Regions from separate parts of the Mus musculus genome. Here region 1 is linked to region 2. The links are chromatin loops, found by intact Hi-C in ENCODE. Cell type or tissue: gastrocnemius. All regions are shown on one strand. Each heading gives the region's core, and the rest is flanking DNA. Links, peaks and the distances in the headings are about the cores only.

What was found. A loop is a pair of places that touch in the nucleus more often than their neighbours do. Peaks named below come from ENCODE experiments on the same cell type or tissue, not always from the same donor. Only the 100,000 strongest peaks of a DNase experiment are listed, where the experiment ranks them.
Region 1: a loop joins it to region 2, with 4 times the contacts of the local background. A loop is called at or near these places in 4 of 42 quality-filtered maps.

What each region holds. Positions count from the first base shown.
Region 1 is chr5:147,546,853-147,563,043 of GRCm38, forward strand. It overlaps Pan3 (PAN3 poly(A) specific ribonuclease subunit), which reads left to right. Exons shown (of 19, transcript NM_028291.5): 19 at 1-1,649. Flt1 (FMS-like tyrosine kinase 1) reads right to left here. Exons shown (of 30, transcript NM_010228.4): 30 at 14,752-16,191. Among named protein-coding and RNA genes, the nearest start is that of Gm35383, 100 kb to the right of the region's middle. In gastrocnemius, for the core only: a CTCF peak has its summit at 7,536; no DNase peak of the experiment used is centred there; H3K27ac peaks cover 1,496 bases.
Region 2 is chr5:147,412,196-147,428,386 of GRCm38, forward strand. It overlaps D5Ertd605e (DNA segment, Chr 5, ERATO Doi 605, expressed), which reads left to right and starts at 6,425. Exons shown (of 3, transcript NR_033625.2): 1 at 6,425-6,506; 2 at 8,435-8,601; 3 at 10,037-10,849. It also overlaps a transcript of Pan3 not described here. In gastrocnemius, for the core only: CTCF peaks have their summits at 3,417 (motif pointing right) and 6,319 (motif pointing right); a DNase peak (open chromatin) is centred at 6,338; H3K4me3 peaks cover 379 bases; H3K27ac peaks cover 231 bases.

The sequences.
Region 1 (16,191 bases), core at 3,190-11,189, 130 kb after region 2:
TGCAGTTGTCGCCAAACTCAAGTATTGTGGGATTTGTGGTCACTTCGATACTGAAGACTGCCAAATACATTGGGATTTTCTCTTAAACAGCCGCCATGAAGACTTCATCTCCTTCCCGGTGCTGTGTGTTGAGCGCGCACTGGGTGTGCACCCCATACCTGGGAAGAAATGTGGGGATTTGGAGGTCAGGACAGACTCCAAGCACTTGCAACTGATGTTACTGTCTTCATTTTTAACAAGTATGCGTATTTGTATATTTCAGAGAAGTTTTTAACATTTCTCTGTCCACTTTTTATAAGCTTTAAAATGATTTTTCTCTGCCTTGAAATTTGCATCAAGAAAAAGCACCTCTCTTCACTGAAAGCTTTGAGGACTAGAGACACACTTCCCATGTCTAACAAGCACGTCTGTATCTGAGAGCGCTAGCATCAGTTGTTAATGAGAAAATCAATTACTGCATTTGATCTGGATGGATTTTAGAAGAACATAATGTTCAATATTCCAAGGATAATGAACATTTGCCACCATGATGTTCCTTGTGTTTAAAGGGAACGAGAACTTTCGGTGTACCACGCAGAAGTCTTTATCATTAGCTCATGTATTTGAGGAAGAGCAGCTGTCTTTTTATATGTTTTTTGACAAATCATATTGTAATTCTTTTGTACAAAAAAGAACTACTTGTATTCTAGAAGAAATATGAAATGCTTAATTTATAAGCGGGCTGGAGATTTTTTTCCAATATTGTTTTCTTTGAAAATGAAAGGGGATCATCTATTTTAGTTTTGGGGGCCTGGGAACTTTTTGAAAATTTTCATTTGTGGACCAATGTTATGTGAATGCTAAGGAAGGGCAGGGGTAACATAGGGCTTGGACCTCTAGTCCTGCATAGACCAGCAAACTCCCCTCTGCAAGGCAGGTTCACATCACAACCCCGAGTGTCTGCATCAGAAATGCTAGTCTGCTTCCGCCCCAGCAACCTCAGGACTTGGGTTGGGTATAAAAGGTAGTCAGCTGAAAGTACCTAAGTAAATAGTGTCAGCCAGAAAACAGTCGGTGTCAGGTGATACGTATTTTTTAGCTTTGTTTTATATTTATTTTTCATTTCATTTTCATTGGGAATGGTTTTCAAAAGAACTCTTGAGTTCTGCTTTGATGGGTTTCTTTTTTTTTTTTTTCTGTTTTGTTTTGCTTTGCTTTTTTTTTTTTTTTTTTTTTTTTCTGGGAGCCCTCTTTTCCACAGTGTAAACCCATATAGAAGGTTGTCTGAAAGTTACTATTTAGTGCATAGGAAGAGTTTAATATCTGAGAGTATCGAATGAAGGATGTGAACTCATCATAACTTCCTGTTATGACAGACACAACACGGAAAGGACAACCCTTGAAATCATGTCGCGTCGCTCACTTCAGCAGTGTACCCATCTCCAGTCCTGTTAGTGTATTCACTTCACTGCAGATACCTTTGAGGGTGCCCTTGTGTTCTGCTTTGACCTTGGTTCTGTCATTGGATAGCAACATTGTCTCTAGAAAGCACCAGTACGTTTAAGTTCTAATGTCACAATCCCAGTACCTGTTGCTCATCTTTAACCCTGTTTTCAGTCTCTACGTGTATAGCAGTATTTTTTAATAAAGAATTGCAGAAATAAACTTGTATTTCTGTTGTTTTTATTACCAGTTCATATATGGTCTTGATTGGGTTTTTGAAGTCTGTTACCTATGTATTTTGGGTGAAATGGTAGCAGATTTGCTCAGTGGTTTAGCAGTTATTTGTTGATTGTGGATCCCCTGTGCCCTTGGATCTGTGCTAAGGCTAAAACTTACAGATTACGAAGATTTGCAATGGACAGAATGTCCAAGAAACTACTTATCTGACAGAGTAGGAAATGGCATGGAGCTAGGTCCCTTCCCTCTTTGGGAAGGAAAGCAGGGCCTCCCATGAGCTGGCAGCTAAGTATATCTCAGGGCCCATGCCTGTCCCTTGTGCAGAGAGAGAGAGAGAGACTTCTCCAGTTTCTCCAAAAGCATTCCAGAAGAACAAATTATGCAAAAATGTTCTTAGCATTTGTTGAGCCTGAATAGTGTTTAATGTGGGTTATTATGTTATTGTTTGTTTTGTTTTGTTTTGTGTGTTTGAAATTCCTGTGATTTGAAGACTTGAAGGCACAGAGTGGAAAGTAGTCAAGGGGCAGGAGACAAGAGTGGCCGAGGGACCAGCCACAGGAGATTGGCCAGTTGAGGGACTGGCAGACGGCTTGAGGGGAACTTTCATATAAAAAGAAAATTGTAGCCGCCCATGGATCCAGGTAAGAGTGAAAATGCACACTAGTTTGGAAGGCATTTTAGGACAAGATGTTCCAGCCAGGCCCGAGGTGACCTGGGACAGAAGCAGTGGAGCGGCTCCCATTTTCCTCGCCCTGCAGTCAGACAGCTCCCCTGGGCAGCGAGTTGTAGTTCCAGTTTAACACAAACCACAGAGATCCACACAGACTGCTGCTCCAGAAGGAGAGAGGCTGATTTAAAAACAAAAACAAAACAAAACAAAATCTGTGCCTTTAAACCTTTAAATCTTACTAACAAGCAGTGTGACAAGGTGGGTATGAACCCAGCTGGCTGCAGCAAAAAAAAAAAAAAAAAAAATCACCCGGGGTGGAAGTATTGGCCCCGCGGCTGAGCCCTCGTTGACCTTGGCCAAGCAGCTTGCCCTCAGTGCCACAGTGGAATGGACTGGAATTTACTCAACAGATACTGACCCACTGTCTGTTCATGTCAAGCATAGTTCTCAACACCAAGGGACGACACTTTCCTAGTGTTTGGAGCTTCCATTTTCCCTTGTCATTCAGAGGACAGTTATTTCCATTGCATTTACACTTGAGTTGATTGTGAGTCTTCTAGGCAGGCCCTCAACTATACAGAAGAGTGTGAAGAGTTTTGGTTGGGGGTGAGGGGGACGCTAGAAACAATTCCCCTTGGGTACTGGCAACTGTATGAAGTAATCAGAATGTAATTATGGTTAGGAGAACCAGTTATTACCAGATTTAACAAATACAAAAAGAGTTGAATCTAAGTATCGGGTACTATAACCATTTCTGGCATAAACCTCTTGCATGGGAAACATTAATACCAGAAAGATGACCTGTGATTCTCATTTTCCTGTCCATGTTTGCCCCTCTAGACGTGATGCAGTTTCAGAGGGTGGACTGGCTCAGAGGTCTTGCTAAGCTGATGTGAGCAAGGACTTGAAGGTCACAGCGTAGCCAGTCCCACAGGTGAAGGCAAGTGCGGGAATGTTGTGGGACACTCCAGATGAATACAGCTAGAACAAGCTAGAACAGGCTTATTAAGGTCAAGACCTGGGGAGCTCCTAGCAAAGACAAGCATTGTGGAGCGTGCGCTTTGCCTTTCATCCGCCGTGAAAGGGCTGCTGGACAGTTGTGAGCAGAAGATTCGGAATGTGACACACTTAAAGATCACTCTGGCTGTCGTGTCAAGGACAGACCAGGGAAGAGGCGTGAAGCCACCACTGCTAGAGCAAGATGAGGGCGTTTTCTGTGGCCTTCTAAGGGAAAGGGGCATCTGGCCAGGACGGCCTGAGAGAAGATGCAAAGTGTTGGATTCTGGTTGCCTTTTAAAAGCAGGACCAGCGTAGGATAAAGAAGAAAAGGAGAGACTTGGGATTGCTAGAAGAAAGATTTCTAAGTGGTTTTGATAGGAAGGCAGGGGGATCAGGAAGTGGGACAATTAAAAATATTTCCCGGAGCCTGAGGTTTTTACACATTGGACTGGCATATTGTTTTGCACCAAGCTTAATGGTACACCTACCCTATTTCAGATTCTGTGGGTCAGGGATTTGGACAAGGCACCACAGGAATGACAACTAGGTTTCTAAGTTTGGAGCTTGAGCTGAGTGAGTTCCAGCGGCAGGAGCTGGCCTGTCTGAATGCAGGGCTCCGCTGAGACACAGTCTCGGCATCTTCCCACGGCCTGGCACCCAGTGGAGCTTGCGGAGAATGAGCACCAAGAGGTAGGCAGAAAATAGGTCCTTGACTGGGCCACCAAGTCATGCTACACAATGCCAGTCACATGCTAGTTCAAGGCTCAGGACTGATCTGTATGTTGATCAGCCAGATGCCATTTAAAGTCATGGTATTACTTGAGGTACTGAGCCTAAGTGAAGCTCCTAGCCCGAGAGCAATGTTCAAAAGTCAGAAGTGAGGTTCGGCTAGCTAGAGACCAAAGGAGAAAGGGGAGAAGGGAGTATTTTCTGCAGTCAAAGAGACATGCGTACAATGTATGCATCGTGTGTATTTGTTTCTTGTGGAGGCTGGAAAAGAGCATCCGATTCCTTTGCGCTGGGAACTAGCATGTGGGTGCTGGAACTCAAACTCAGCTCCTGTATAGGCAGCCGGTGTTTTTAACTGCTGAGCCATCTCACCAGCCTCTGTCAGTCCTTCTGTCTGTCTGTCCATGGTGTCTTAGTTATCTTTTCTATCACTGAGATAAGACACCATGCTGAAGGCAGCTTATAGGAGAGTTTATTGAGGGCTCACAGTTTCAGAGGGTTTGAGTCCATAACCATCATGAGCAGAGAGCATGAGAGCAGGCAGCCAGGCATGGTGTTAAGCAGTGGCTGAGAGCGTCCATCTTGAACGACAAGCACCAGGCAGCAAAAGCTAACTAGGGGTGACTTGTGCTTTTGAAAACTCAAAGCTCGGCACATACACACACACCCATTGATAACACCTCCAACTAGGCCATACCTCCAAATCTTTCCCAAAGAGGTCCACCAACTGGGACTAAGCATTCATTCATTCATATTTTATATATATATATATATATATATACATATATATATATATACACACACACACATACCTATTGGGTCTATTGTTATTCAAACCACCACAGAGCACCTCAATGGACCCGGAGCTTACCGTTTAGCTGGATTGACTGGCCAGAAAGCCCCAGGGGGATCTACCTGTCTCTGCATAAACACTCTCCCACTGCAGTGCCTGGGTCACAGATGTGCACTGCTGGGCTGGGCTTTTACGTGCTTGAGTTGCAGATCTGAACTCTGCTTCATGTTTGTGCAACAAGGTTTTTGTCTTGTTTTGAACCAAACTAAGCCATTTCCCCAGCCTCAAAGACGTTTTCAGAAACTGTACAACTGCTTGCTGGTGCTAGCTTAGGTAAGCCACCAGGTGGCTGATGGGCTTTTGCAGAGCGGCCTAAGTGTGAGCTCGTGGCTCACACTGCAGTGCTAAGTCGAGCTGGTTTTAAAGAGGGAGGAGAGGAGTTGGAGTTCTGCCATGAGGGACAAGGGAAAAATTATATGAGAGACATTGGTGTGTATGTGTGGTCCCAAGGAAGGGGGTCATAGAGGGGAGTTGATGAGAGGACCATCAAGAGCACTGCCATTGTGTAATTTCCCCACTGAAGCGAAAGGTAGTGAAAGTGTGTCCCAGTAAACAGTCCTGGAAGCAAGTTCAGCCCTTCGGGGCACTTAGCATAGTTAACTGCCATACAGGAAACACTCAGGTGGCAGCAATTACAAGCTGCCGATGAATGCCAAGCTGTGCAATGGTATTTGCTCATGGGTTACAGCTGGGGGCGGGATGCAGACGTGTGCTCCCTGGTGAGGTTACAGTTGCTGTGGAATGCACCTGGAGGAGAATTCAACCTGGACCTTCGAATTTGGATTCTTACCTGCGGGGAGTCACTCCAGAGACCGGGCAGCAGTTGTGACCTCAGCCCCCCTGGCCTCCTCACCACTAGGAAATACATCTGACCCTGCAGTGCCCTGCCTGTGCTGCCGAGCCATTTTCAGTGCTTCTTTCAACCACTGGTAGTCATTTTAGCTCACAATGGGGAGGGTTGCCAGGGGGTGGGGATGGGGGGCAGCAGCTGGAGAGATGGCTCAGCAGTTAGGCCCCAGGTTCAATTCCCAGCACCCACATGGCGGCTCACTACTATCCATAACACTGTGGTGCACAACATACATGGGGGCGAGGGGGACGCTCAGCAGTTAAGCACCAACTGTTCTTCCAAAGGACCTGGGTTCAATTCACAACACCCAGAGGCAGGCAGAATACCAATGTACATAAAAATAAATCTTTATTTTTTAAAAACATCAATTCACAGTGGGTTTCTCTTGGTATAACTTCAAAATAAACTGAGCATCTGCTGCAGTGTGTTTTAGAGATGTTACTAGTACAACTCCCCTGGTTTTGTTTATTGTATTTTACTTGGGGGTTGTCTTAGTCAGGGTTTCTATTCCTGCACAAACATCATGACCAAGAAGCAAGTTGGGAAGGAAAGGGTTTATTCAGCTTACACTTCCATACTGCTGTTCATTACCAAAGGAAGTCAGGACTGGAACTCAAGCAGGTCAGAAAGCAGGAGCTGATGCAGAGGTCATGGAGGGATGTTCTTTACTGGCTTGCTTCCCCTGGCTTGCTCAGCCTGCTCTCTTATAGAACCAAGACTACCAGCCCAGAGATGGTCCCACCCACAAGGGGCCTTTCCCCCTTGATCACTAATTGAGAAAATGGTTTACAGTTGGATCTCATGGAGGCATTTCCTCAAATGAAGCTCCTTTCTCTGTGATAACTCCAGCTGTGTCAAGTTGACACAAAACCAGCCAGTACAATGGTTTTTCTGGTTCTGTTTTTTTGGTACTGCTTTGTGATGGAACTGAAGCCTTCGGGGTATATGAGGCCGGAGCTCCACACCTGAGGTGCATCCCCATCCTAGCCTTCCCACGTTTTCAATGGGCACTATGTGGCCTGAAGTGCTGCTTTAATCCCAGCACTTGGGAGGCAAAGGTGTGAAGACTTCTGTGAGTTCTAGGCTAGCCTGGTCTACCAAAAATAGTGCTATATGGTAGGGCTTTTGTGTGTGTGGTTCTTTTTGAAGGATAGCACACATTTCCATATATGTGAAAGTTCACAAAGAGTAACAGTGAATTATAATGGTGGGCTCACTGATTCCCAGATTGGGTTGGTGTGGGGACTAGCTTTTGCTTTCTTAATTTCTCCCTTAAATGTCCATAATTCACAAAGTTGAAGGCTGTTGGGACCCAGCACATTTTTTCAGCATTCCTGACCTATGAAAGCCCCAAATCTGGAGATGTGTTTCCATGCTGTGGAAGTCTAAGGAACATTGCTAGGTCATCCCACTGCCGAAGAAACGAATTCTCAAATGGCCTGTCACTTGCCAGAGTCATGAGAAAATATCTATGCTGTGACATGAGGCTGGCTCCTGAGACACTCTTCAGATCATTTCCCAAAAGAGTGACTTTGTTATGAAACTAGACGTTTTCCTAGAAGCCCCCTCAGGCTACCATGTATGCTAAAAACACAGGGTCTTAAAAATATTTCACATTCTTTTTTTTTTTTTTTTTTTTTTTTTTTGTGGTTTCTGGGACAGGGTTTCCTCTGTGTAGCCCTGGTTGTCCTGGAATTAGCTCTGTACACCAGGCTGGCCTCAAACTCCCATTCAGTTGCTTCTGCCTCCTGAGTGCTGGGATTAAAGGTGTGCACTGCCACCACCTGGTTTGACTGTAGGAACTTTTAAAATCATAGTTCTGTGAAAGAAATTCAGGGTCAAGTAGAGAACTTGAGACGTTCCCTGCTTTGAGCACAGAAACCAGGAAACATCTTGCAGAGGTTGTACACAAAGAAGGAAGTCGCTGTTCCTCGTGGAGAGCAAATGCATGCTTTTGGGAAACATGGACTGGTCCTGAAGTAGAAGCTAACACGCTGGGATTAAAGGCATGTGCCACCGTTGTCTGACCCGTACTTCAGATTCCTCAAGATTAAATGTCTTTTACAAGTTTGTTGAGACTGGTCACTCTCTTTTTTTGCCTTTGTTCCCAAGGATATTTGTCCAATTTCCCACCTTGTATTCCACCTAGCTAGCTGCCCAGGATATTGTCAGCCAAATAGATGAGGAAATAGGCAGTTTATATCCTTATATTCAGCGCCTGCCTGCTTGCACTGTCTCCCTCCCAGGCTGTAAGTCACAGAGCCAAGTGGAGCCAGTTAGGCTGTAGCAGTCTTCTTGGGGGAATTGTTCTATGCTGCTGTTATTGTTGTTGTTTCCCACACAGCCCCTGTAATCCACAGGTGCATACAATACACACAACCTGTAATTGTGGTAATTGTTTATCGGTTGAAAATCAGTGTTTAGGGGAGACAGCCTGTTTTTAACTGGGGAGGGGGATGGTTCTTCATAGGCAGCTAGCCGTCCCTCTGCGAGATTTACTGGTTCCATGATGGTACTCATTTTGGTATTTCTGGGCAAGCTGTCTGAGATGGTTGGTTTTACATATTAACTTGCCACACCTTAGCATCACTGGAGCTTGGAGCCTCAGTCAGAAGATTAGCTTAGTTGTGTTAATTAACCTGGTGGCTGCCCAGATAAAAAGCGCTCAGAAGAAAGATGATTACTCAGCCTTTGATTGCCTGGCCTGCCCTTTGCCACTGAGTTCATTTACCTTGTTGGTGCGGCACATTCTGAGACCGTGCTTTTCCCAGTGGCCAACATGAACTGAAGACCACCAGCCTTGTAGACTGACTGAACCAGGAAGTAAGACAGCCACTGTGCAGCTCTGTGACTACCCGAGCATCCAGCCCCACTGACCAAGAACTAGCCAGGTTCTTGCCCTCTTAGGTTTAAGACAGTGGTCATTGGACTAAACTGACCATATTGCATAAATCAACATGATAGCTTTTTGCTTAAGTTTTGTTTTAGTTTTATGTGTATTGAGTGTTGTGTGTGTATGTGTGTGAAAGACTCCAAAAGGAGCCCCTCGCTCAGGCCTCAGGACAATAGCGGACACCCAAGAACTCACGACAGACCGAGCTTGTTGCAAACCACATGAGGCTTTATTCAGGGAAAGCCAGAGCTCTGGGGACAACTCATATCCCACGCAGGGGTAGAGGAGTCGACCTCGAGGGGAAAGAGGTCCCAGTTTTTATAGGCCCTCAGGGGAGAAAGGAGAAGGGGGGGGAGTAGGGGATTTCCAGATCTAAACAATGTCTATTCTCAAGAAATGGGTATGGGAGGGGTACAAAGAAAGAGTCTAATGAAGGTGCAGCAATGGGCACATACCTGGTCAGAACATTGGCAGACACATAGGTTCAAGGAGTGGCCAGAGCATTGTGCACCTCTATTTTTCTAAATCAGTGAAGCTAGTTCTGCTAACACTGACGTCTATCTTGCCAATTTCAGGGCTTCTGTGTCCTTTTACATTCTGCCAGGATCTTTCATTCCCCACTTCTTCTAGTTACTAGTTCTAATCTTAGAACTAAACTGCAACCTCTTTTTCAAGGTTCTGCAGAAACTGGTATTGTTGTCTTAATACTAACAGCTGGATGGCACCAATCCTCTCTCTAACAAAGGTCATTAGTTTATTAAGAATTAATGGACCACACATCAGCAGTAAGAGCAAAATTATTAGAGGGTCTGTCAGAGTAGAAATGAGGGTGGTCAACCAAGGGGATTTATTCTTCAGGAGCTCGCTTTACGTGAGAGGCATGAATCTAAGCAGAGATGCCTTCTACTTTGACAGCAGTGGGGGTGGTCAGCAGCACGATGTATGGGCCTTTTTAACAAGGTTTCAGATTCTCAGCTCGATGTCTTCAGACGAGAACTGCATCTCCCACCTGGAACTGGTGTGGTATCATCAAGTCTCCTGGTTCGTAGGCCTCTTTGAGCTGCTCTCAGGCGGTGTTTCTGACCACTTCTGGGCTTTTATGCATGTAAACAATGAAGGACCAGGGTTAAATTTTAAAGGATCTAACACTCCCCCCACTTCAGTGAGCGGGGGAGGCCCTGCCCCATATAGGATTTCATATAGAGTGAGCTTAACTGTTCCCATGTGTTCCTGACGCGGAACAAGGCAAAGGGAAGGAGGACTGTCCAGTAATTCCCGCCGGTCTCTAAGATTAATTTAGTCAAGTTTTTTTTTAGAGTTCTATTCATCCTTTCTACCTGTCCTGAACTCTGAGGTCTATAAGCACAATGTAATTTCTAATCAATCCCCAGTTGGATGGCCAGTCCCTGACTTACCTGGGCAACAAAGGTGGGTCCATTGTCAGACCTTATTACCTTAGGTATTCCAAACCGAGGAAAAATTTCTTCTAGGATTTTCTTAACCACAACATTGGCAGTTTCTCATTTGTTGGGTTGGCCTCCACCCATCCTGAAAAGGTATCTACAAAAAGGAAACTGCTTCCGTCTGTGTACCAGTTTAGAACACCTGGCCACGGCTGGTCACGTAGATCACTTTGCAGGCAGGGTTGAGAATAGCAGGAGGAGCAAACACGACCCGTTTAGTCAGCAGCAGACTCTGGTAGTGAGTCATCTGGGCATTTGTCATCCATCGATCTGGGGGCTGGTGGATAATGCTTTGAAGAGAGTGGGGGGCTACCACAGTTATTTGCTGTCCCAGAGTTAATTTGTCAGCATCCTTAACGAGTAGGGCTACTGCAGCAACGGCCTTTAAGCATGTGGGCCATCCGCTGGCCACTGGGTCCAGCTTCTTAGACAAATATGCCACCAGCCTCTTCCACGGCCCTAGAGCCTGAGTAAGAACTCCTCTGGCCACCCCTGCCCTCTCATCAACATAGAGGATAAAGGGATTGGTTAGATCTGGCAGTGCCAAGGCTGGCGTAATCAGCAGGGCCTCCTTAATATTTTCAAAGGCTTTCTGATGTTCTGATGTCCATCTGATTTCCCCACTTTCCTTGGTCAGGGGATACAGGGGGGCAGCTAGTGTTGCAAACCCAGGTATCCAAAGTCTGCAGAACCCAGCGGTGCCCAAGAATTCTCTCACCTGTCTTGGAGTAGCTGGTGTTGGTATTTGAGTCACAGTCCTTTTTCTAGCCTCTGTCAGCCACCGTTTTCCATCCCAGAAGGTATATCCCAAGTACACTACTTCCATCTGACATAGCTGGGCTTTTTTAGCAGAGGCCCAGTAACCCAACCAGTTCTGCTAGCAATCTCTTGGTCCCCTGCCAGTATTCTTTCTCCGTGGTTGCAGCAAGGAACAAGTCATCAACATATTGAAGCAGAGTTACCTGGAAGTTTTCAGCTCGGAAGGAGGCTAAATCTCGATGTAGAGCCTCATCAAAAAGGGTGGGGGAGTTTTTGAACCCCTGGGGTAACTGTGTCCAGGTCAATTGTCCCGTTTGTCCAGTGTCAGGATCTCTCCACTCAAAGGCGAATATGGGCTGGCTGGAGGGATATAACTTCAGGCAAAAGAAAGCATCTTTTAAATCAAGTACTGTGTACCATTTTCACTCTGGAGGGAGTGAGCTGAAAAGGTTATAGGGATTAGAAACAGTTGGGTGAATATCTTGGACCCTCTTATTGACCTCTCTCAGGTCTTAGACTGGTCGGTAGTCACTCATGCCAGGTTTCTTTACTGGCAGTAAAGGAGTATTCCAGGGTGACTGGCAAGGTACCAAAATACCTAATTGTAATAGTCTCTGAATACGTGGCCTGATTCCATCTCTTGCTTCACGGCTCATTGGGTATTGTCGAACTCCTATAGGGGTTTGCATCCGTCTTCAGTCCCACAACCACAGGGGGAACTCTGACAGCCATTCCCTGCCTCCAGTCTCTGCCCATGCTCTAGGGAAAGCAGTCAACCAGTCTTTTAGGTCTGGCACCTCCGTTTGCTTTATGCCTTCATGCAATCGGTATTCTTCCTCAAGCTGCAGGGCTAAGACTACAGAGGTGGGAGATTCCCAGCTTACTCTCGGCCCTTCTTGGGTAAATCTGACCTGGGCCTTTAATTTAGTCAGAAGATCTCTTCCTAGAAGCGGTGTGGGACACTCAGGAATGACCAAGAAGGAATGACTCACTTGGCCTTTCCCCAGATCTACAATGCATGCAGTGGTCCAGGGGTATTGTTTCTGACCAGTGGCTCCAATCACTATGGTTCTTTTATTTTTTTAATTTTCTCAGTGGATGTTTCAACACAGAATGTTCTGCCCCTGTGTCAATTAAAAAGTCCATGGGAGTCTCTTCCACCATCAGGGTTACCCTAGGCTTGGGGAGGGGGTCAGAGCCCCATCTCCCCTATTCATCATCTTTCAGAGTCAGGACCTTAGGGGCCCTTCCCTTTTTCTTTGGGCATTCTCGTGCCCAATGTCCTTTTTCCTTGCAATAGGCACATTGGTCCTTCTCTAAAATCTTCTGGACAGATCTTCTTCCTTCAGGTCTGGGTTCCTTGTTGCCCAGGTACCCTGTCTGTCTAATCTCTGTTCCTTCCACGTTCCCCTACTACTGCGGCCAAAATCCTGCTTAAATTCCTCTCCTGTCTTCTTTCTCTCTTATTCTCCCTCTGTTTCTCTCTTGTGATACACCTTCTCTGCCTCCTTAACTAAATCTTGTAAAGCCATGGCATATAATCTTTAAAAGCCATAGCAACCGTGGCTTGTTCACCCTCAGAGGTCGGGTTAAAAGGAGTATAGTATCTATAAACTTCTATCAATCTTTCTAGAAAAACAGACGGGGGCTCTGTAAGGTCCTGCATCACTTCTCTTACCTTAGCCAAATTGGTGGGACGTCTCATCGCTCCCTTTAGACTAGAGCCCGGCCAGTAAACTGTCAACCTCTCCTTACCTTGCACCGTGTTGTAGTTCTAATCTGGCCGGTCCAGAGGGAACCCAGTGTTCCAATTGTACAGATCAGCCGATGAGAAAGGCCAATATTGGAGGGTCTGCAGAGACTGCCTGTCTGTGGGCGGGTTGCCCACAGCTCGAAAAGGAAAAGGCAGAAGTGGTGTCAGGAGCTTCATCTGCTGGGGGGACTCTAGGCTTGTCGGCTCCGGGTCCCAGCTGTAGGTCCTCGGTCCTCAGACTGTGCCTTTAGCAATCTCAGAGCCGGGTGCAGGGACTGCTACTTAGGGCAGAAAGCGAGGGCACTGTGCTGAACCCACTCGAGTGCATGGGAGCAGCCGGGGGAGGGCTCTGAGAGGCGCGGGGAAATCCATGGTTTGATTTATGGTGGTGAATTCTGAATGAGGTAAGGCTGTTGATCCGGGTGGGACCCAGGTCTGCTCTGAAAAACAATGACTTTAACTTCAAAGATAAGAGTAAACCAAAAGTCCCCTCCAGTGACCATTTTACATTAAAAGTCAGCCACTCGGAGGTGCAGAAAGTCTGCCAAGGTCCCTTCTTAGTTTCTACTGAAAGATTATGGGCCCTTGATCTAACTTCAGTCCAGTGGTCTAAAGTCAAACTTAGGGGGGTCGTTATAGTCTGCCCCATTGTTTACACCACATAAAACACAAAACAAACACAGAAAACACACATACACACACTGACAAATATCTGAAAACAGACACAAAAAACAAATACACACTGACAAATGCCTGAAAACAGACACAAAAAACAAACACACACTGACAGATGCCTGTTTTCTATCAGACAGACAAAACCAACTCAGAAATGCAGATGGTCAAGGGAGTACACTCGCTGCCCCAGACAGACTCCTGGAGTCCTTCCCCTCGCTCAGGGCATCCCCCAGAGCGAGCAGCAGCCGGTGATTCCAGCATGTCTGCTGTTCACACTCAGTGCCTCATCCCGAGGCAAAGGTCTCCCTTTCTCACGAAATGTCGCGGCTGCAAATTTCAGCACAGAACCTCGCTGGCTTACAGAAATATTTTTGGACAAAAAATTTCACCTCCAAGTGGGTCTTCGGAGACGTGGGTGGTCATGCCAATCCCGGGATGAGCCCCCAAATGAAAGACTCCAAAAGGAGCCCCTCACTCAGGCCTCAGGACAATAGTGGACACCCAAGAACTCACGACAGACCGAGCTTGTTGCAAACCACATGAGGCTTTATTCGGGGAAAGCCAGAGCTCTGGGGACAACTCATATCCCACGCAGGGGTAGTGGAGTCGACCTCAAGGGGAAAGAGTTCCCAGTTTTTATAGGCCCTCAGGGGGGAAAGGAGAAGGGGAAGAGTAGGGAATTTCCAGATCTAAACAATGTCTATTCTCAAGAAATGGGTATGGGAGGGGTACAAGGAAAGAGTCTAATGAAGGTGCAGCAATGGGCACATACCTGGTCAGAACATTGGCAGACACACAGGTTCAAGGAGTGGCCAGAGCATTGTGCACCTCTATTTTTCTAAATCAGTGAAGTAGTTTTGCTAACACTGACATCTATCTTGCCAATTTCAGGGCTTCTGTGTCCTTTTACATTCTGCCAGGATCTTTCGTGTGTGTGTGTGTGTGTGTGTGTGTGTGTGTGTGTGTGTGTGTGTGTGTACCTCATGGGTGCCTGGTACATGAGAAGGCCAAGAGAAGAGATAGGGGGCCCTGGAACTGGAATTTCAGACTCTGAAGTCACTGCACCGGCAACTGGGTCCTCTGCAAGAACAGCAAGTATAGCTGTTGCCCACTAAGCCTTTCTCTAGTAAAACAATCCCTTTCATCCCGTTGCTTCTGCTCCTGGAGAATCCCATTGCATCGCCCGATATGAGTTTGCTTTTCATTGACCGTGTGCAGGCAGCATCTCGTGGCCTGGGCAGCCTCTGGGTGGGACCCCTGGGGTGTTGTGTGCCCTTGCTCTAGTATGGCTTGCTATCATCTTTGAGCCATGCTTGATAACTGGTATTTAGTAAGCCATCCCAGGATTCAGTGTCCCCACCCTACCCAGAGGCACACCTAGGACCCCCTCCCACCCCTTTGACCCCACTTACAAATAAACAAAAAACAAAAAGAACAAAATACAAAACTTGGTTTTGAAAGTTAATTTTATTAAATGAAGATAATATGTGAAATACATTCATCATGACTAGAAAGGTGAGGCCAGACCATGTCTTAGTTCTGTCTGTAGCATATAATCTTGACTCATATAAAAGTAACTTCAAAATTCCAGTTTCTTTAAATAGTTATGCACAAAACATACAGATACACACACACAAACACGTACAGTTCCTGCCACCGTGGGTCAAGGGTGCCCTGCCCTCTCCCTGCACTGAGTCCCGTGCAACAGGCTTTGAACAGCACTGCCCCCTGACAGTCCATCTCAGGCTAATGCAGACTTGCCTGACCTTCAGCTCCCTAGTCACACACTGGCGATCTCACACACTGGGAGAAATGTCTGTTCTTCCTCAGTGCCATCTACTTGGGCCTTGAATGGCAAACGGTTTGAATGCCACTGTCCAGGCTCTTAGCATCCAATCATGTTCTTGGTGATCAGGCCCAGTGCACCTAGGTATGTCTGTCGTTAGAAGTTTCCATTTTTCTTCCTACCCTAAAAACTCAGAAGGAACCGTCTTCCTTCTTTTTTTCTTTCTTTCCTTTCTTTCCTTTTTTTTTTTTTTTCCTGGCTGATCAACTTTCATAGGCTCCAAAGCTAAGTCTTTAAGCAGAACCAGAGAATCCCGATAGCTTTTCTTTACTTTTGTGGGAAAGGGACATTTACTAAAGTCTCTTAATGATCACGAATTAGATTATTAAAATCGGAATAATACAGGACCATCTATGGTCTTCCCCCACCCCCCAATTGCTGGATATCTGGATGAGAAACCTCAGGCTGCTGTTCTCATCCGTTTCTCTGGTAGCCTCTGTCTCATCGCCTGACTTACACACTGCAGCCGACAAGAGCTTTTGCGAATGGACAAAGATGTCTTTGGCCAGCCCTACCTGATTTTCTTTTTCTCCAGTGTGGCTAGAAGCCCTTTCCTACTTGTCTAGTCCTGGCTGGTGAGTGCACCAAGAGCCACAGTGGGCTGCAGGCTGTCTCAGTGGGGATTGCACTGGGCCTCCAGTCTCATCAGACAGAAAACCTTAAGGATGGGGTACACAGGGGAGCAGGTACCCATGATGCTGGCCCGGTCAGAGAATTAAGTGGCTAGCATGCTCTGCTCTCCCAAAGCAGCTATTCATCGTCTGCCCAGCTGTGACCGGCTCCGGCAGGTGTGCACGACCTAAGCACACAGACCATAATTTGCACATACAACTTCTAAGAGAGCCATTTTAGAGACCCAGGGCTCATCTCTAGACCCCAAAGAGCGGGCACCCTTTTCTACCCTGTCTTCCCATGTCTACCCTGTTGCCATCGTCATTAGACCCCAGACAAGGTATGAAACAGATGAAAATAAGATGGTTTTTTTTTTTTCCTTTTGATGGCTCATTGACTAATATCCTGAGTCCTAGCTGGAGAGGGAGCT
Region 2 (16,191 bases), core at 3,068-11,067:
AGATAGGGTTTCTCTGTGTAGCCCTGACTGTCCTGTAACTCACTCTGTAGACCAGGCTGACCTGGAACTCACAGAGATCTGCCTGCCTCTGCTTCCTGAGTGCTGGGATTAAAGGCATGCTCCATCACTGCCTGGTGGGTGTCTCTTTTTCTAACTTCAGGAAATTTTGGATATGATTGCATTTAAAATATGTTCTGTGCCTTTAGAATGAAGTTTTCACTTCTTTTATGCGCCCCCCCCCCTTTTTTAAATCGAGAGCATTGTTTTCTCTGTTTTAATGGTGTGGGTTTTTTTTTTTTATGTGTATAGGTGTTTTGCCTGCATGTTTATCCTTTTATTACGTGTGTGCTTGGTGTTCATGGAACCCAAAAGAGTGTATCAGATCCCATGGAACAAACTATTGGAAGCTGCTTTTTGGATTCTGGGAAATGACCTTGAGTCCTCTGAAAGAGCAATAACTAGTGCTCAAAACCATGGTGCTGTTTCTCTAGCCCTGTTCCATGCTTCTTATGGTCAGCTGTTTCACGGCATTCCAAACACACTCATCTTTGGTTGCTATTTCATCTTTGTTCTTGCTGGAATGTTCCAGTTCCTCCTGCACCTTGCCTTGGAACCCAGACATTCTTTCCTCTCCTTGATTCATTCTGTTAGTGTGGCTTTCTGTGGGACGCCGGACTTGCCAGCAAGTAAGATGCCACAACAGGATCCTTCTACAACACGTTTATTGGGAGAGCATGGACGAGCCCCAGAAATGGCATTGCTTATATAGGCCTAGGAGTGACGTGTCCATACCTGATTGGTTATGCTACCAGTACCTCATTAATATGCCTCGGGCCAGGCAGTGACTCGGCAAAAAACTCTTATGCACATGCGCATATTGGTTGTTTACCCATATTCATGGGTGTCGGCTTATAGAAACCAGCGCCATCTTGTAATGGCGTTTGCAGCTTCCCACAGCTTTCCAGTTTCTTATTTGACACATTCTTGCTTTCCTTTTTGTTTTGTTTTTCATTTGCAGAGTCTGGGCTTAGTTTTCCATCAGTATTTTTATCTCTTTATTGGGATTCTGTCATCTTCCTTATTTCATTTATATTGTATAAATATAAATTGTTCATTTATATTCTCCTGAGATTTGTTTCAGAGTTTATTTTCTTTGAACATGCTTAGAAGCATTCTGTTAAATTCTTTTTCTCAGATTTCCACTAATTCTCATTACTGATGGCTTAACGATTTTTGAAGGAGTAATGTTGCCTTGGTTTTCCAGGCTTCTTGTAGCTTTGTGTTAGAACTAAGTAGTTAGTTGAATCCATTTCTTTTTTTAAAAGATTTATTTATTTTATTTATGTGAGTACACTGTAGTTGTCTTCAGACACACCAGAAAAGGGCATCAGATCCCATTACAGGTGGTTGTGAGCCACCATGTGATTGCTGGGAACTGAACTCAGGACATCTGGAAGAACAATCAGTGCTCTTAACCACTGAGTCATCTCTCGAACCCCATAAAACCATATTTCAAAAATACAAAACAAAGGCCGGGCGTGGTGGTGGCGCACACCTTTAATCCCAGAACTCAAGAGGCAAAGGCAGGTGGACTTCTGAGTTCGAGGCCAGCCTGGTCTACAAAGTGAGTTCCAGGACAGCCAAGGCTATACAGAGAAACCCTGTCTCGAAAAAACAAAACAAAACAAAATGCAAACAAGGGCCTGAGAGAGGGATTGGACTGCGAGTGCCACCAAGCCTGATGATGTGAGTTCAATCTTAGGAGCCCACGTGACAGAAGGAGAGAACCAACCCCTCCCTGCAAGTTGTCTTTTGACCTCTGTTTATGTCCGAGCATGCGCACATAGAGACACACACACACACACACACACACACACACACACACAGAGACACATACCATGTAACAGAGAAACTCAATGAAACAAAGAGAGCAAACCCTTCAAGAAAGGAACTTTTCAGAGGTTCCAGCTGATAACCCAGCCCCCAAAAATCCTGGCTGAGGGAAATATGAAGCTCTGCTTCTGGTCATTCACCCTCACAGCATCAGCAAGGCAGTGAGTGATCTTCTGCTATGGGCTGCACCGGGGGTGGGGGGTGGGGGGGGTGGGGGGTGGGCGGGGCCTCAGCACTTCTTGCTGCCATGCGCCAAGGCAGTGAGTGATCTTCTGCTATGGGCTGCACCGGGGTGGGGGGGGGGGTGGGGCCTCAGCACTTCTTGCTGCCATGCGCCCATGCACAGTCTATGGCGCCACCACAGAGGATGCATCCTTACACTTTGTGTATGCCATGCCTGACTAAAATTACCAAGGAAGCTCCACTCTGGTGAGATCTACAGAGGAAAGAGTTCTCTCAGGCTCTAAGACATGGTATCATAGTGCACCGATTACAGCCAAGAAGCAACATAGAAACTACTGTGAAGTCTGCTTGGAATTGGAGTCTACAGTACACAAGCTGATAGTCAAAGTGTATCATGAAGACAAGGGCCTTATTTAATACCAAAAGAGGTATCACCCCAAATAAGAGATCTATCTTAACATAGAAATATGAAAAAGAAGGTAACAGGGTCTCTCTAAAGGCCCACAGCTTTCTACAAATGGATCCCAAGGATACTGAAGTGAACAGAATCCTGCAGAAAGGCTAGAAAAGCGTCATGCTAACAGCTGTCAGTGTGTTCAAGCAAATGAATGGCTGACTGGATTAAGGAAGACAGTGCAAGGCATACAGGAGACATTCCGGAAGAGACAAAGACTCTGAAGAAAATAAGCAAGAAAATATATAGTTCTGTGTTTTTGTTTGTTTGTTTTAATCAGGGTCTCACTATGTACTCACAGAGATCCCCCAGTCTCTGCCTCCCTCCTGAGTGCTGGGATTAAAGACATGTGTCACCACCCTCAGCTGCCATCCCAGCATTTGGGAGGTGGAGGCAGGGGGATCAGAAGTTAAGGGCCAGCGTTCACTTTGAAGCAAGTTTCTGGCTGACCTGGGCTACAGGAAACACTGCCTCGACTAATGAAGAAATCTTGGAACTTCAAATCTCAATGAATCAAATAAAAGCTGGAGGCCTCACCAAGAGACGAAGGACAGAGTATGAGAGAGAACCTCAGGGACCACAGACTAAGTTGAAGGATTCACACCTTCACACACACAAATGAAGGATAGGGAAAGAGTGAAAAGAACATACAAGGACCTATGGGACGCCACTAAAGACTGAACTTACCATCACAGTCAGAAGAACTACTGACTAAAGCCATAGGAAACGTAATCAGCAAATTCTCCAAATCGTCTGGCTTTATGTCCAAACCAGGAGACATAAAGCCAGGTAGAGGAAGCGTTTATTATCCCAGTGGACACAACTAGAAAAGAACCCGTAGACATACTATAATTAATTAATAGCTGTGCCTGCTCAAGTGAGTACGCTAGAGAGGTGAAGGTAATGGTACAGCAGATGGCAGTAAACCCCACAGGATCATTGGGGAAGAGGTTGAAAAGCAAATGCCAGTGCCTTAGAAAACGACAGCTCTCTCTCTCTCTCTCTCTCCCTGTCTCTCTCTCTCTCTGTGTCTTTCTCTGTGACTCTGTCTCTCTGTCTCCCCCCCACCCCCCGCCCCACACATACATACCTATTACCCATGGAATGGAAACATGATGATGTAAAGAAACTTAAACAAGGTGACAATAATCAAAGAGAGCACAGCATTATGGAAAAGTCTCCAACAGAAGCCCCGACAGGAAAGATCCACGCCCAAATCTTGTCAGACCTTTAAAGAAAAGCTAGTATCAGTGCTCCTCAAACTATCCTGCAAAACAGACACTGAAAGAATGTTTCCAAACTCCAATCTACAAAGCTGCTATTACACTGTTAAAAACCTGATATAATAACATCCTCAACAAAACTATGTAACAATACCCTTCATAAATACAGTGGCAAAATTCATCAATTAAGATACTTGGAAACAGCCGGACTTGAAAACAGCCTGGCATGGTGGTGCACGCCTTTAATCCCAGCGCTCGGGAGGCAGAGGCAGGCGGATTTCTGAGTTCTAGGCCAGCCTGGTCTACAAAGTGAGCTCCAGGACAGCCAGAGCTATAAAGAGAAATCCTGTCTCGGAAAAAAAAAAAAAAAAAGAAAGAAAAAGAAAAAAAGAAAAAAAAGATACTTGGAAACAAAGAAACAAACAAAAAGAGATGTTTGGGACTATGCTAGGCAGTGGTGTTGGATATCTATCATTCTCTTAATCTCAGCCCTCCAGGGGCAGAGACAGGTAGAGCTCTGCTCTACAGAGTTCCAGGAAAGCCAGGGCTACACAGAGAAACCCTGTTTGAAGAGAGATAGAGGAAAAAAAAGATGCTTGGAAACATATTAATAACTCAGACATGATAATCAAGTTGGTTTTAGCCCATGGATGGTTCATCATGACAATAAGCATAATATAAAACACATTAAAAATCAGGGATAAAAGTTACTTGAAATCATATTATCTCAGTGGATGTTCAAAAAACCTTGATATTTATTGCTTAACATTCCTTCATTATAAAAGCCCTGAAAACCTCAGTAAGGAGGCTCTTGTCTCTTGTCTTACTTAGGTTTCTATTGCTGTGATAAATACGGTAACCAAAAACAACTTGAGAAGGAAAGGGTTTATTTCGTCTTACAGGGTGTTATTATCCAGAGAAGTCAGGACAGAAACTCAAAGCAAGACCCTGGTCACAAGACAAGGGAGTAGGCTCAGACAAGAATTTGGCCTTGGGCTAGGACAAGGCTCAAGATGAATACAGCTGGGGAATGTACAGTATTCCTCGTAATGCCTCAGCCTCATAAACCCCTAGACACAGTGACCACGTGGCTCTGTTTATTGCCTTGTTTATTCCTTGACTAGACTACTTTGCCTTTGATCTAGAACTAACCCTACTCTTTGCATATACCTAGAGTGGTATAATCAGACTGGGGGGCGGGGAAGCCCTGGTTAGGCCCTGGCTGGGGTCATGTTATAATGTTGTCTAATAGTCTTTTTTTTTTTTAATCCTTACTCCCTCCCTCAAGACCCTGTTGACTGACTGGGCTGGCTTGGTCAGGTATTTCAAATTTTAGGCAAAGCAAATTCGGCATGAGAACACAATAAGGATACGGACAGGAAAGGGAGGACAAGTCACCCCTGTTGCAGAAGGCATGACTCTATACTTAGCAGACCCTAAGGACTCCACCAGAGGACTGTAGAGTTGATAACTCTGGTGAAGCAGCAGTATTCAGAAATCAACATCTTTCACACACCAGTAATGAGTTTATGGAGAACTAGATCAAGAAAACAACCCCATTCACAATACCAGGAAAAAGCCAGACATGCAGGGGTAGCTCAGTGGTAAAGCAGTTGTCCACTGTGTACAAAGCCCTGGGTTCCATCCCTAATGAAACCAAAAGAAAACACTTAGGAGTCAACTCAACAAAAAGCCTTTGGTAGTACCTCCCTCACACCTTCAATCCCAGCACTGGGGATGCAGAGGCAGGTGGATCTCTGTGAGTTTGAGGCCAGCCTGATCTACAAACAGAGTTCCTGGCCAGCCAGGGCAACAGAGGGGAAACCTGTCTCAGATAACAACAAGAATAACAACAGCAACTTAACCAAAGAGGTGAAACTTAGCATTGAAGAATTAAAGAGCAAAATTAAAGATGACATTAGAAGATGGAAACACCTACTTTGTTCATGGATCAGATGGAATGGCTATACTTATAGGGAAAAAAATCCTAAAATTTTTATGGACTCCAAATTGTCAAAATAACAGAAAGAAGAAATACCTGACTTCATACACACTACAGAACCACACTAACAAAACTCGCCTGGTTTATGCAGAAAGCAAACATATGTATGAATGGAACAGAACATCCCTAAGAGAAGACATATACCAACAGGCCCAGCTCTCTGATTCTTGTTAAAAGTGTCCATGCCCAAAACAGATGTTGTATAAAACTTCAACAAATGGGGTTGGGGAAATAGGGTGTTCACTTGGACAAGGGATCTAGATAATCTGTCTGTCTCTCTCCTAAGTCAACTCAAAATGGATGAAATGCTTCCTGTGGTTTGTATATCAAATGCTCCCACCTCAGCAACTCCCTACACACACACACACACACACACACACACACACACACACACACACACACACAATGAGTTCCTGTGGTTTGTATATCAAATGCTCCCACCTCAGCAACTCCCTACACACACACACACACACACACACACACACACACACACACACACACACACAAAATGAGTTAGGCTCATGTGTTTCCACTCTGCCTCCAGCTGGTGGCGCTGTTATGACTCTTGGAGGAGGTGCAGCCTTGCTGGACAAAGTGGCTCCCAAGGAGCCAACTTTGAGGTCTTATAGCCCAGCCCCATTTCCTGTTCTCGGCTTCCTGACTGCTGATGAATGTAACTAGCTGCCTCACGATCCCTCACGATCCTTCCTGCGGGCTCCTTTCCCTGCCATGGCATGGCCCCTCTTAAACTGTAAGTCATAGAACCCTTGCTACTGTAAATCACTTCTGGTCAGGTATTTAGGCACAGCAATGAGAAAATAGCAAATTAAATACCCTTTAAAACAGTGTTGCATGCATGCATGCATGTGCATGTGAAGACCTGAGGTTGATGTTGAGAATTTTGCTGTTTCTCCTTACCCTATTCGCTGAGGCAGGACTGCTCAGTCAACCCTAGAGCTCTGTGATACGTCTTGTCTCACTAGGCAGCTTGCTCATTTCCCATTTCGTCAGGATTGACATGCTAGATTACTGCATTAGAAGTTCTAACCGACTCATCACACCGACTGCTGTTAAACACAGGGACAGCAGATGCCCAGGGCATACAGTTCATGGTTTTATTTGTCTTAAACTCTTAGTGTCAGCTGTGCTTATTACAATTCCATAATTCTATTAAATCGCATAACAGTGGCATTTAAAAAAAATCTTAAATTTTGAAAGTATTAGAACAAAATGGGAAACTCACTAAGCTGTAGGTCCAAGCAGCAATTTCATAAACAGAACTCCAATAGCTCAGGAAATAAAAGGAAGAATTTATAAATGGAACAAAATAAAAAAGTTCCTCCTATATACATACAGGAATAAGTGAATAAATGAATCTTTTTATCAATTTTTTTTGTTTTGTTTTTTGTTTTTTGTTTTTCGAGACAGGGTTTGTGTAGCCCTGGCTGTCCTGGAACTCATTCTGTAGACCAGGCTGGCCTCAAACTCAGAAATCCGCCTGCCTCTGCCTCCCAAGTGCTGGGATTAAAGGCGTGCGCCTCCACGCCTGGCTCAGATGAAAGGTTTTCAACATTTCAGCAACACATACACCGTGTCTTGGAAATGACTGATACAACTTGTGCTAAATAGGATTCAACTTATAGTTTACTGATTTTTGAATATACCACGTGTGTGTAGGTGTCCCTGGAAGCTGGAAGAGCCTGTCAGATCCCCTGGAGCTGGTTTTAGGCAGTTGTGAGCTGCCTGACATGGGTGCAGAGAACTTTAATGCAGGTTCCCGGCGAGAGCAGCCACAGTTGAAACTGCTGAGCCATATCTCTAGCCTCTAGCTTATTACTTAGAACAAACAAACAAACAACAAATAAACACGGGCATTAAACGTCATGGATTGCTTTTTTCTGAAACCATTGGAGCCTTCTCTTATGCTGTTAATGTGATGGTTGGTACTGATTTTCAACTGTCAAGTCATGCTTACATTCCTGGGGTACACTCATCTTTCATTGTGTTTTATTCAATTTTATAGTCATTTACTTTTCCATTTATATCTAAACAATATAGTAAAACAGACTTTGGTGGTATAGCCAGGGCTAGGCTAGAAACTCACTGGTCAGTCTAGGCTGACCTCAAGTCAGAGCTCCTTCTTATTGAACTCCTAGGTGCTGGATTTCAGACAGGAGCTCCTATTCCTTGGTCAAAATTCATTCATTCTGTTAGATTTTTTTCAATGAATAAGTTCTATTAACTTGGTGTTTATTGACTATTGGTTCTGTGTATTAGTAATATCTGGGTTACATATATTTTTCCCCCTGATGTCATTACTTATTTTTAGTCTCATTCCTAATCCATTCATTTAAAGTTGTTTTTCTTCCTTTTCTTTCTTTCTTTTTTTTTTCTGAGACAGGGTTTCTCTTTATAGTCCTGGATGTCCTGGAACTCACTCTGAAGACCAGGCTGGCCTTGAACTCAGATATCTACCTGCCTCTGCCTTCCAAGTGCTGGGATTAAAGGCGTGCGCCACCACTGTCCGGCTAAAGTTACTTTTCTTATAGTCTTTAACAGTATTTCATAAGAATGGACATGTACGTTAAATTATCTTTTAAAAATATTTTCTAGTTCTATTATTTTTTTCTTAGCCTCTTGGGTTATTTAAAGGTGTGTTTATTTTGTTTTGTTTTTCAGACATCATGCAGCTCTGACTGGCCTGGAACTCTGTCTGTAGACCAGACGGGTCTCAAATTCACAGCCACACACCTGCCTTTGCCTCCTCAATGCTGGTCTCTTTCACAACGATTATTTTTTCATAGTTTTTGCTGCTGGAATCCAACACACCACCTTGAGCATGCTAGGTAAGCTTCCTACCGCCATCTAATTACCAGCTCTACTACTATTCACTTATTTATAAAACATTCTTTTCTGTGTATGAATGTTTTGCCTGCATATGTTTGTGTATCATTTGTATGCAGTGCCCTCTGAGGCCAGGAGGAGGTGTGGGATCCTATTACAGACAGTTGTGAGCTGTCATGCAGATGCTGAGAATTGAACCTGCTTCTTGGAACGGCAGCCAGTGCTTTGAACTGCGGTGTCCTCTCTCCAGTGCTTTGAACTGTGGTGCCCTCTCTCTAGTGCTTTGAACTGCGGTGCCCTCTCTCCAGTGCTTTGAACTGCCGTGTCCTCTCTCCAGTGCTTTGAACTGCGGTGCCCTCTCTCCAGTGCTTTGAACTGCGGTGCCCTCTCTCCAGTGCTTTGAACTGTGGTGCCCTCTCTCCAGTGCTTTGAACTGCGGTGCCCTCTCTCTAGTGCTTTGAACTGCTGTGTCCTCTCTCCAGTGCTTTGAACTGCGGCGTCCTCTCTCCAGTGCTTTGAACTGCCGTGTCCTCTCTCCAGTGCTTTGAACTGCGGCGTCCTCTCTCCAGTGCTTTGAACTGCTGTGTCCTCTCTCTAGTGCTTTGAACTGCTGTGCCCTCTCTCCAGTGCTTTGAACTGCGGCGTCCTCTCTCCAGTGCTTTGAACTGCCGTGTCCTCTCTCCAGTGCTTTGAACTTCGGTGCCCTCTCTCCAGTGCTTTGAACTGCGGTGCCCTCTCTCCAGTGCTTTGAACTGTGGTGCCCTCTCTTGAGTGCTTTGAACTGCGGTGTCCTCTCTCCAGTGCTTTGAACTGCTGTGTCCTCTCTCCAGTGCTTTGAACTGCTGTGTCCTCTCTCCAGTGCTTTGAACTGCTGTGTCCTCTCTCTAGTGCTTTGAACTGCGGTGCCCTCTCTCCAGTGCTTTGAACTGTGGTGCCCTCTCTCGAGTGCTTTGAACTGCCGTGTCCTCTCTCCAGTGCTTTGAACTGTGGTGCCCTCTCTCCAGTGCTTTAAACTGCGGCGTCCTCTCTCCAGTGCTTTGAACTGCTGTGTCCTCTCTCTAGTGCTTTGAACTGCTGTGCCCTCTCTCCAGTGCTTTGAACTGCGGTGCCCTCTCTCCAGTGCTTTGAACTGCCGTGTCCTCTCTCCAGACTCCCTATTTTCTTTTAAAGTTTGATTGTTGACATTATTTTCTATTCCAGGCCCACTGTAATTAGAAATAATGTGTGTGGGGTTCAGGAGATGCTCAGAGGTAAAGAGCACAGTTGTTCTTGCAGAGGACCTGGATCCAGGCCCCAGCACCCACATCTGGTAGCTCAGAACCCACTATTACTCCAGTTCTTGGGGTTCTGACATCTATGGGCCTTGGTAGATACCTGTACAAACAGACAAACATACAGTTAGAAATATGTTTTAAAAATCTATACCTGTCTTTAAAGGGTGGACTTCCTTGAGCTGTTGGTCACAAGAATACAGGCAACTGCCACTGATGTTGGTTGCCCACCGGAGCTGGAAGGTGGCTGATGATTTCATACGCCTTGTTCGCCAGACATACAGAAACTCAAGTGGAACTGAGCTGGAGGCTTCATCTCTGCTGGCTCACGTTTCCAGTGGGAGCTATGCAGGCTGCAGCGGGAGAACTGTCAGCCACAGTCTCACTCAGCAGTGAATTCTGGGTGCAAACACTACAGACCAGCCAGAGATGTGCCTACTTGTACAGCAGGGGCAAGTCTATTATGGGGGACAACCCACTGTTTTCTGACTGGATTTGAGGCCTGCTCAACACGAGGCAATTCCTGTCTGACACTGTACTCTGGTCAAAAGCCCATGGCTGGGGAAGTCATAGGCCCTAATGGGGAAGCCACTGATGTGTTGCCAACTGAACACGATGTCCTATCAAATTGCCTTCTAATCAACCACATTTATTCCTACAAACTAATGCTATATCAGCTTTGGTTAAAAATAAAATGCTCTTCGTGGTAGGAGTGATGATTTGAATATGCTTGGCCTAGGAGTGGCACTATTAGGAGGTGTGGCCTTGTTGCAGGAAGTGTGTAGTTGTGGCCATGGGCTTTAAGACTCTCATCCTAGCTCCCTGGAAGTCAGTCTTCTCCTAGCAGCCTTCAGATGAAGATGTAGACCTCTCAGCTCCTCCAGCACCATGCTGGCCTGGATGCTGCCATGCTCCCGCCTTGATGATAATGGACTGAACCTCTGAACCTATAGGCCAGCCCCAATTAAATGTTGTCCTTATATGAGTTGTCTTGGTCATGGTGTCTGTTCACAGCAGTAAAACACTAAGACAGTGGGCAACTACAGAACTTTATGGCAAATGTAGACGCTTACACTTGGTATCTTAATCACCCCCTCCAATACTGCAGAGGGACAGAAAGGGAAAGCTAGAGAAGGGTGTGTCTCTGAAGGTCATAGTGTGGAAGGCTGAGTTCCAGGTATACCTTAGCTGTTGCATTCTTGGAACCCATAATAACTCAGATCACCTGTCTATGATCTGGCCTGTCAATACCCAGTCATGGTATGCAGAGGTGCTCATGGGGCCCCATACAGTTAAATGGTGGATGGCACAGGGTGTGGAGTGGTGGACAGTGAGAGGAAGCCTGGTAAGGTCAAGCTAGGGCTTGAAGCCCCAGAGACCCAGAAGGGACAGTAGGAGCTTTGACTGCTCCTGACTCCAGGCCCTTCATGTAGCCACACCCCACACCCCCCATAGAGAGAATTGTGGTCATCAGGCATGTGCAGCACCCACAAATCCCTCCTCATGTAGATGAGGCATCTCCGGCCAAGCCAATAGGAAGCACCTGCTGTCAGATCCAACCCACCCCCAAACTGTATATAAGATCCTGTCCAGAAGGAATGAAAGATGTGTGCGAATTGCTCCATCATCTGAGAGATCTGTCCTATGAGCTCTAACACTGCCTGGGAAGAGAACACTTTCCCAGAGCTTTCACCACCAGAGGCTCCCCTGCGCTCCGCTCCTCCGCTTGCTAGCCAGCTCAGCTGGGCTGCCAGGCCAGCTGCACCAGAGTAGCAGCAAGGGAGACAGTGAAGGCACTTACCCCTCCCTGCTCATGTCCTTTCCCCTTCCCTTGAACCCTCCCACTGGACTGACAGCAGACTGGGCAGCCACTGGAAAGGCGCCCATGCTCCCGCAAACAATCCTCACCTGAGCTCCTAATTAAACTCATTGAGTCACAAACAAAACAACCGGCTGGATCTGATGTCAAAGTAGAAGGGTGGGGGTGGGGGGAGCTGGAAAGGAGAACAATGGGAGTGTAATAATGGAAGATCATGGAGTGTGACTGTCATACAAAAACTTCATATAATGTACAATGTTAATAAAAACATACAAAAGCCGGGTGTGGTGGCGCACGCCTTTAATCCAAGCACTCGGGAGGCAGACGCAGGCGGATTTCTGAGTTCGAGGCCAGCCTGGTCTACAGAGTGAGTTCCAGGACAGCCAGGGCTACACAAAGAAACCCTGTCTTGGAAAAAAAAAAAAAAACCCAAAACCCCAAAACCAAAAAACAAACAAACAAAAACCCCAAACCAAAATCAACCAACCAACCAACCAAACAAAACCCCAAAGAATCTTTCAACATGATAGTGTACCTGCTACAAGTAGGAAGGTTTTGCTTGTAGGTCACACAAAAAAGTTTTTTTTTTTTTGTTTTTGTTTTTTGAGACAGGGTTTCTCTGTGTAGCCCTGGCTGTCCTGGCACTCACTTTGTAGACCAGGCTGGCCTCGATCTCAGAAATCTGCCTGCCTCTGCTTCCTGCGTGCCTGCCGGGATTAAAGGCGTGCGCCACCACGCCCGGCCACAAAAACGTTTTAAAACAAGATTGAGAGCTGCTAATAAGCCATAAGATAAAGAAGCACAGTGCGTTGCAGCGATAAAAGAAGAAAGAATACAAGGGAAAGAGACATAGACCTATGTCGTTGCTTTCTGATCTCCGCAAGAGCACTTGGTATGTACACCTGCACATACATACACACAACTAAATGCATCTTAAAAAACACAACAAAAAACAACCCAAAATTCCCCAAACTGAAAAGACCTAAATCCCCGGTTGACTGCCTTGTTAGAAAAAGCCAAGGATAGGGTTTAGAGAGGCTGGATTTAAACCTAAGTGCTTGTGATGGTCTGAATCAAACAGACTCCATGGGCTCAGAGGGAGTGGTCCTATTAGGAGGTGTTGGCCTTGTTGGAGGAAGTGTGTCATTGGAGGTGGACTTTGAGGCTTCAGATGCTCGAACCGAGTCCAGTGTCCCTCGGCTGATACAGATGTAGAACTGTCAGCTCCTCTCCAGCACTGAGTCTGCTTGTGTGCCACCATGCTTCCCACCATGATGACAATGGACTAAACCTCTGAACTGTAAGCCAGCCCCAATGAAATGTTTTCCTTCATAAGAGCTGCCGTGGTCATGGTGTCTGTTCACAGCAACAGCAACTCTAAGCTAGTGTTTTACTTTGGATCAAGTAACAGAAGCTCACAGATTCTCCAAACTCAGATTTCCAGGGTTACATACAAAACGGTAACTTTCACGGGACTGTTGGGAGGAACCAATGGAACACGAGGCGCCATCACAGTAACCGCCCAACTCACCATCACAGACATAGAGGGATTCAGATAGAATGCTACAGAGGAAGAAAATACAAAGTTGCCAGAAAAGCACCGCTGTACAACCAAGTGGTTGGAATAATTTTTGCAAAGACGTCTGTTTCTGCATCTGGCAGAAAGACTACTTCCTCTAAGAGGTTCTTATGTTAGTCAACCCCCCAAACAACTCTTTTAGGTAGGCAATTCTTCCAGGCTTGTGAAAAGCCGCACAGGTCTAATGTGTCTGGGAAAAGGGGACCTCAGTTGAGGAATTGCTTCCATCAGACTGCCCTGGGTTTCTCTCTCTCTCTCTCTTTTTTTTGAATAATGATTGATGTGGGGAGGGCCTAATCCACTGTGAAAGTGCCACTCCCAAGCTGGTGGTCTTAAGTGGCATAGAGAGCAGGCTGAGGCAGTAGGGGAAGCAAGACAGTGAGCAGGGTTTCTCCAAGGCCTCAGCCTCAGTTCCTGCCTGACTTCCCTAACATGAGTTGGAACTTGAAAACTGGTTACTTTCTTCCCCATCGGGCTTTTGGTTATGATGTTGCTGCAATAGAAAGTAACCTAAGGCCAGGTGGTAGTAGCACAGGCCTTCAATCCCAGCAATCAGGGAGGCAGAGGTTTCCCCCTGTAAGTTTGAGGCTAGCCTGATCTATAGAGTGAGTTCCAGAACAGCCAGGTCTACACAGAGAAACCCTGTCTTAACCAACCAACCAACCAACCAAAGAAGCCCAAAACCAAACAAGGACATTATTATAAACAATTCTTCATATTAAAGTTATCATGCTTAGTATGGGCAAGACTTTGAACCCAATCAGTATCCAGACAGCTGCCTCTCCCAAACGTGTTTTGTAGATAGCACAAATGATATAGGGTACAGGTATTCTATAGATTACACTTGTGTACTGTGTCAAGCTGTCTTCCAAAGCAACCCAATTACAAAAAGTTCATAGGAAGGGAGTGATGTCTTAAAAATGACTTATACACTTAAGACAAAAACAAGAAGAAAGAAGATGCTTAGAGGGAGTAACCAGGTCCTGAGGAATTGTCAGGGGGAAGCTTTAGGTTTTGCTCTGTGAAAGCTTTGGTAGAAGGCAAAGCAGAAGCTGGTGCACTGCAGAAGGTGCACTGCAGAAGGTGAATGTGCTTTCAAGTCCATGACTCTGCCAACAGTGCTTTTGGTGGGAAGCACAGTCTGGCAGCACTAACCTCACACAAGCTGGCAGGAAGTGTCAGTTGGGAAACTGGCACATGCGGTGGTATGTCCTACTTCAGTGTTAACGTCAACACAGTCAAGGTTCTGAAAAAGACTATTTCTTAAACCTCCCCAATGTTAGCAAAAAGTTTTTCGGTACAAATTAATAATTTGAACCAGTCTTTGACAAAATATAATGAAAATGTAGAAAGAAATGACCAACGAGTATTCAATTGTTTTTAATTTATTTGAACCTAAAATAGAGGATAATTTAATGAATACAACATACCTACTTCTCAGAATTGAGAGACTAAAGTATAAAGTCATGGTAGGGAGTGGTGGTATATACTTTTAATCTATATCTATGTACTTTTATCACCTTAATAAAACTATGGCTAATGTTTGGAAGCAATTACTCTGATCCTTATTCTATTTTTTCAAAACATTACATATAAAGCAAATATAATGTTGTATCATGTAATATTAACAGAGCATCATAAATGCAAGTTTTCATGGCTATTTTTTTAGCTGCATAATATTCCAAGTTGACACTCCACTACTGATTTCATTATTCTTTGCATTTATAGTCTGGGTTACTTGCAACTTTCTTTGTTGGCTTTCTTGAGTAATACTGCAATGACCACACTATAATATACAACTTAGGAGAGCTACCTTCTTAGTGTGTATCTGTTTAAGGACAACAGTGGTATTTTAAGCTGTTAATTTTCCAAGATAAGGAAATTATAGCCAATTTACTTTCAGGGTGTATGTGTTTGTGGGTGGGGGGAGTATGCCATCGGTGATGTTAAAGTACTCCCGTTCCTCCAACTGAATTCTGATTCATGAGTGAAGGAGAGAGTATTTGGATATGTATCATTCTCGACACCCTTTGCATACTTAAGGACCCCCAGGGGTAACTGTGTAACATTTGATTGTGATTAATCTGACACTACCAAAGCTGCCCAAGTATCTCAGTCTACTTTTCTCTAATTTGTTCAGGATAGTTTAATATAATTTTGTTAAATGTAGTACTGATGACAAACTTTAATACTGCTTCTTCTAATGACTACCTGTGAACTTCTGAGGCTCAGTCTTACACATCTTAATTTTATATCTATATACTTTTTTTTTATGAATGTATGTGCATGTGTGTACAGGGTACACCTGAAAGTCTGAGGACAAATTCAAGTGTCATCCTTGGAAAGGCTGTCCACTTTTTCTGAGATGAGGTCTCTCCCTGGCCTCCAGCTACTACCAATTAGGCTAGATCGGCTGGCCAGCTAGCACAGCGGGCTCTTCTGTCTCTGCTTTCTCAGCGTTGGTGTTATATGCACACCACTATGCCTAGCAATTTTTACTTGGATTCTGGGGACTGGAACTCAGTTCTTCCAATCGCAAGGCAAGTGTTTTCCTGACTGAACCATCCTCAGGCCAGGTCTTGTTATGTCAGAGCCTAGCATAGCTCTTGCTTGGTATGTAATCATCATTGATTCTCATTTAAGGTTAGTTTGAACAATATGTTGAATGTAGCTTAAATTTATCAAGCCCTGAAACACCACCTTCCATGGCAAGTCTTTAAGACATGCACGTTTATTTAACACCAATGAAGCATCCAATACAAACAGCACACACGACTCACTAGGTACGCCCTGGATTGGAATGAATAAACTTTGGGCAATTTCAGGCCTTCCCCTGCTCAGGGACAATTTGCCTTTCTTTTATTGCTTCTCGGCGTTCTTATGGGGATCCCTTTTCTTTTCTTTTTTTTTTTTTTTAAAGATT